Linked DNA regions of Homo sapiens: region 1 is linked to region 2. The links are chromatin loops, found by intact Hi-C in ENCODE. Cell type or tissue: mammary epithelial cell. All regions are shown on one strand. Links, peaks and the distances in the headings refer to the core of each region. The heading gives the core; the rest is flanking DNA. Region 1 has its middle 70 kb from the start of PACERR. Region 2 holds the start of PTGS2 (prostaglandin-endoperoxide synthase 2).

Region 1 (2,921 bases), core at 312-2,811, 70 kb after region 2:
TCTAAATATTTAACTTAATATAAGGCATTTAGATGTGTAATTTAATTCAATCACTTCTGCACACTTGGTGCCTAACTGGTTTTTTTATTACATAATCATTTCTCCATTTAGATCTCAGAGTATAAACCAAAACCTTTCTTTGGGGGGTGTTTGTGCATGTCTGTGTATGTCTGTGTGGGCTTGAATGTTTTACAAATATTTGGTACTTAGCAGATTTTTTTTTCCAAGCAGATGTTCATCAAAGACTTCCATGAATTTGTACTTATAGTGATTAACATTAAGAACAACATTTATGGATGAAAAATAGACATCTTTATTATTTTAAAAAATGGCTCACTAAATTCCTTTTGAAAAATTATAGTATTTTTAGTCCTGATGAGAACATATAGACTGTATAGAAGTTTATCAAAATCATTATTCTGCTGACTTTATTTAACAAGAGTTTCAGATAAGTAAAACTTTAAAATGCTAATTAGCTCAAATTCTGCATCTGCATTATGCAATTATAAATGTGTATTTTACCCCTCAAGTGTTAAGCACCTTTTATTCATCAATTACAGACTGACCAAATCTCTATATTCGTTTCGTCTGTTTAATACAGGTGAGGCATACGCATGTTTCCTGGCTGGAGAACCACTTATTTGTTTAATATTTATTTTTAAACTGAAGAATGAAGAAAATAAATTTCAAAACGTCGGAGTCCAAAAGAATGTGGCTAAAATATGTACATGAAATACTGTACTAAAACAGTCCACAGTCATCAGTAAATGCATATCCATTAACGGGTAAGTTACCAAATTCATACCACTCAGCAGCATTGTAATGCTGACTAATAAAAAATCAGCATTTTTAATAAGCATTATGGTATTCTCTGATCTGGCATGAAAGTAATCAGGTGTTCACATGCCTAAGGTGAGGGCTAATAGGTGCCTCCCAAATTATTGCACCACCTTTACTTCCCCAGGGAAAATATCACTAAAAGGTTAGAAATGTAGAGGAGTGCAATGTAATTTGAATTTTGAATCTCCTTTCCTTGTCCCTTCATAAACTGAAATCTACCTGTGGATCCTCATTTGATAAATAAGTTGAATTATGACTTTGAGGCAGCTGATCATCATGTGTGGAGTCAAACTCAAGTCCTAGTTTAAGTCAAAACCTTTAAAACTAGTGACTGGTTGAGAAAATGAATAGGCTACTACAGCACATTGAGAATTTTAAGCAATTCATTGATTGCTTAATGAATAGCATGTGTCAAGGCCAGATTAAGAAACATGATCTTCTAACAGGGAATCCATGTAACTGCCTTTAGTCACTAAGTATTGGAATTTAGGCCCAGCCCTGTTGTCATCTCTCTGAGGAAAACAAAGCAATAGGAGGCATGATTCTTGCCCTCAAGTGCTAGCTTCACATTCACAGGGATGACACAACAATATGTTTAAGACTGAAACTGCATATTTCTCAAGAACAATCAGTATTTGAGAAATTGAAAGATATATTTGGGAAGAGTACCCGAAAAAGTTTCCTGAATAAGTTGGCTCTTTAAGAGGGTCTTAAAGAGTGAGTAAAAATTAATCAATAATTCTTAGCCCTGGCTGTACATTAGAATAGTCTAATCTTTTAAACACTACCTGGGCCCCACCCTTAGAAATTGTGACCTAATTGGTCTAGGGTGGGGCCCATTATTTTTTTACAAAGTTCCCCACTGATTTTAATGTCCTGGCAGGGTTGAGAACTTTGGAGTAATACAATGAAGAAGGGAAAGGGAAGAGGAAAAGTAAAAGTTTAAGAACATGTGGCAATTCGTTCAATAAAAACATTTATTGAGTATCTACTTGATGCTAGCATTGAACTAGGTGGTGGGTAAAATAAAAATAATTCAGAAGTGATGCTTGAAGTTTTCTATCTAGTAGAGAGAATCACGGATAAACAAGTTATTACAATGCCATATGATACTTGTATATGTGTGTGTATATCTCTTTTTCCTGTGCTCCATAGCACATTACAGGAGAATGATTGTTGTATTTTTGTTGCTTAGAGCACTGGTTTTCAAAATTGGTTACAGATTGGAATCACCTGAAGGGCACTAAAAAGTACTGATGTTTGGGTCCCACACCCAGAAATTCTAATTTGATTGGTTTTGGAATCAAAATTTTAATGTAAATATGAAAACAAACCCCAAACCTCCCTAGGTTATTCCAATACACAGCACTGGACTAAAGATACTGGCCTGACAGAAGTGAAAGGTGCATTTAGGAGTCAGGTTGCCAGGCAAAACAATATTGAATGAAGCCCTGATCCAAGCAGAGATCTGGGGATCCCTACACTGAATGAGTTGCTGTCCTTGATGGTTCTCTGTGATCCAATGAAAAGGGAATTTTTAGAAGTATTCTCTGGCAACAAAACAAGGAGTAGAATATGGGAAGGAGTTGCCAAAAGTGATTTGTCCGTTAGGCACAATAGCCATAGTGCCTAGGGGCCCAACAAAATGTATTAATGTTCTTTAAAATCAGAAATAACAACTTCTAGGTAGAAGAAGCTGTCTTATATATAATAGTAGCATATCGATCTTTTTAACCAACACAATAGTAAAATATAATTTTTAGTGTGTGTTTGTATAAAATGGAGGAAGGGACCCACAAAGGTAAAAGTGCTTAGGTCCAATGGAAGTCATACCACAGCTCTGGATTAAAGGAGAACCTAGTCTCAACGAATTTCAATTTCTTTCAGATATATTATTTGTACAAATAAGAAGCATTTGCTTTCTTATTCCTTTGAATTTTTCCACCTTGATTTCTCAGAAGTGGAATGCAAGGGCCAAGTCTTTAGTCTTATTAGAATATCTAGTTCCATGTTGGAAGGAACTAATTGAATGAAACAAAACATCTGGTTCTGAAAGGCTATATGCTGTCAGAGGACACATG
Region 2 (2,921 bases), core at 282-2,781:
GTATAAACTGGATGGGACTAAATGTCAATATTTTTGGCGATTAAGATGGAAGGCAAACTTAAAAGCTATCTTAAAGTCTTTTTGATAAGCTTGGAAATATGTTTTTAGATTAGGCTTACAGTATTATAAAGCATATTTTTCTTTGAGAAGGCTAAAAACCTTAGAAAGACACTTGTACTTACATGTCAACACATAACTCATAATTGCATTTCGAAGGAAGGGAATGTTATTCACAACGTTCCAAAATCCCTTGAAGTGGGTAAGTATGTAGTGCACTGTGTTTGGAGTGGGTTTCAGAAATAATTTTATTCTTGTCAAAAATTCCGCTGCAAGAAGACGAAGAAAGGGAGGGAGAAATTAATGGGACTCATTATAAGACACAAATCTATACAATGATAACTGTATCCAGCCCCACTCCTAATGAGGCAACCAAAGGACAAACTTACGTGTTGAGCAGTTTTCTCCATAGAATCCTGTCCGGGTACAATCGCACTTATACTGGTCAAATCCCACACTCATACATACACCTCGGTTTTGACATGGGTGGGAACAGCAAGGATTTGCTGCAATTAAAGGACAGCAAATAAATCATTCTCTAGTGTCTTAATCTTAATTTAAACATTTAATTGTTTGACTATGAATCAACTTTACAATAATAAATTCAAGAAATATATAGGTAGTCATGGAAATACAATTTTTTAACCTGCCTTAGAATGGATAAAACGTAGAAATACCAATTTTCTATTCTAAATAAGGATAACAGCATATTCAACTTGGTACATCATGTTACTAAGCTTTTCTTAGTTAACTCTTTAGATGTTAAAATTAGCATTTTTAAGAAGTTCAAATAAGTAGCACTTCACTTTCCAAATTAAAATGGATCTAGTACACTAATCAACATTTAGGGAAAAATTCAAAGTAAAACAGCTTACTTTTAAGACATTTTGCTTATCTTAAAACATAATCCGGGCTTTCCTGGGAGCAGGAAAGAACTGACTAGAATATTTAAAACAACTTCTTCCACTCAATAAAAAGGTTCCAAATATAAACAATTCACATATATTGATCAGATCCTGTCTTATCATAATGACAACCTGCAAATTAGTATCATCTATCCCTATTTAGGAGGTGAGAGTGTCTCAGATCGGTTAAGTAACTGGCTCATAATGATCAGTGCTTGTGGGAAAGCTGGAATATCCACGGAGTTCTTTCGAACTCTAGCGGTCCAAGCTCTTTCCCAAGTCACGTAGCTTCTCTATTCGGAGAGAAGTCGGAGTACTGGGATAGACCCAGGAGGTCAGAGCGGAAACTCTGCCCGGGTGCGTGGAACCGGAGTCCCCGGTGCGCGGCGCCAGGTACTCACCTGTATGGCTGAGCGCCAGGACCGCGCACAGCAGCAGGGCGCGGGCGAGCATCGCAGCGGCGGGCAGGGCGCGGCGCGGGGGTAGGCTTTGCTGTCTGAGGGCGTCTGGCTGTGGAGCTGAAGGAGGCGCTGCTGAGGAGTTCCTGGACGTGCTCCTGACGCTCACTGCAAGTCGTATGACAATTGGTCGCTAACCGAGAGAACCTTCCTTTTTATAAGACTGAAAACCAAGCCCATGTGACGAAATGACTGTTTCTTTCCGCCTTTTCGTACCCCCCACAAATTTTTCCCTCCTCTCCCCTTAAAAAAATTGCGTAAGCCCGGTGGGGGCAGGGTTTTTTACCCACGGAAATGAGAAAATCGGAAACCCAGGAAGCTGCCCCAATTTGGGAGCAGAGGGGGTAGTCCCCACTCTCCTGTCTGATCCCTCCCTCTCCTCCCCGAGTTCCACCGCCCCAGGCGCACAGGTTTCCGCCAGATGTCTTTTCTTCTTCGCAGTCTTTGCCCGAGCGCTTCCGAGAGCCAGTTCTGGACTGATCGCCTTGGATGGGATACCGGGGGAGGGCAGAAGGACACTTGGCTTCCTCTCCAGGAATCTGAGCGGCCCTGAGGTCCGGGGGCGCAGGGAATCCCCTCTCCCGCCGCCGCCGCCGTGTCTGGTCTGTACGTCTTTAGAGGGTCGAGGAAGTCACGTCGGGACAGACTGGGGCGAGTAAGGTTAAGAAAGGCTGACATGTTTTATGTTTTAGTGACGACGCTTAATAGGCTGTATATCTGCTCTATATGCAGCACATACATACATAGCTTTTTAAAAAACTCTTATTTTGTGGAATGAAATAGCTACCTTCAGTGTACATAGCTGTAATTTATCTTTGTAGCTAAGTTGCTTTCAACAGAAGAAATACTGTTCTCCGTACCTTCACCCCCTCCTTGTTTCTTGGAAAGAGAGGCGGGAAAGGTAAATTCTCCTCATAATACTGGTCCTAAGCAGTTACCCTGTAAATAGTTAATGTGAGCTCCACGGGTCACCAATATAAAGTTTCCTGCCTTCTGATGGACAAAGGAAGCGGCGATGGCCAGAATTTGCAGGGACGCTAAATGTCCAAAACGTATGCCTTAAGGCATTTCTCTCCCTGATGCGTGGATTATTTTGGTTACTAGCCCTTCATAGGAGATACTGGTAAAATAAATTCGAGTTTTAAAGTTCACTCTTTTGTCTTTTCTGTCCACTTTTCCAAGATTATGAGTTGTGACCATGGATCAAAGTACAACATAGCATTTACTTTTCAGTTGCCTGGGCTTATTGGGGCTAATTTTCTATTCTCGTTTTGGAACATAGTTGGATGAGGAATTAATTAGATGGAAGGGAGATTTTGACAGTTGGAATTTCATCTTTGCTTTTGTTTAACATCTATCATGGGTAGTGCTCAGGGAGGAGCATGTGAGGGTGAGATACTAAAAAATATATATATGTATATGTGTGTGTGTATATATACATATATATATACACACACACCAGAAAAGAAGTGGAAAATAGAAAATTCAGTTATGTCCTAAG

The links. Peaks named below come from ENCODE experiments on the same cell type or tissue, not always from the same donor. Only the 100,000 strongest peaks of a DNase experiment are listed, where the experiment ranks them.
Region 1: a loop joins it to region 2, with 7 times the contacts of the local background. A loop is called at or near these places in 2 of 110 quality-filtered maps.

What each region holds. Positions count from the first base shown.
Region 1 is chr1:186,749,135-186,752,055 of GRCh38, forward strand. No RefSeq gene overlaps it. Among named protein-coding and RNA genes, the nearest start is that of PACERR, 70 kb to the left of the region's middle. In mammary epithelial cell, for the core only: no CTCF peak of the experiment used is centred there; a DNase peak (open chromatin) is centred at 1,327; H3K27ac peaks cover 2,167 bases.
Region 2 is chr1:186,678,876-186,681,796 of GRCh38, forward strand. It overlaps PTGS2 (prostaglandin-endoperoxide synthase 2), which reads right to left and starts at 1,548. Exons shown (of 10, transcript NM_000963.4): 1 at 1,364-1,548; 2 at 447-563; 3 at 183-326. The coding sequence starts at 1,415. It overlaps PACERR (PTGS2 antisense NFKB1 complex-mediated expression regulator RNA), which reads left to right and starts at 1,779. Exons shown (of 1, transcript NR_125801.1): 1 at 1,779-2,571. In mammary epithelial cell, for the core only: a CTCF peak has its summit at 1,484; a DNase peak (open chromatin) is centred at 1,636; H3K4me3 peaks cover 2,500 bases; H3K27ac peaks cover 2,322 bases.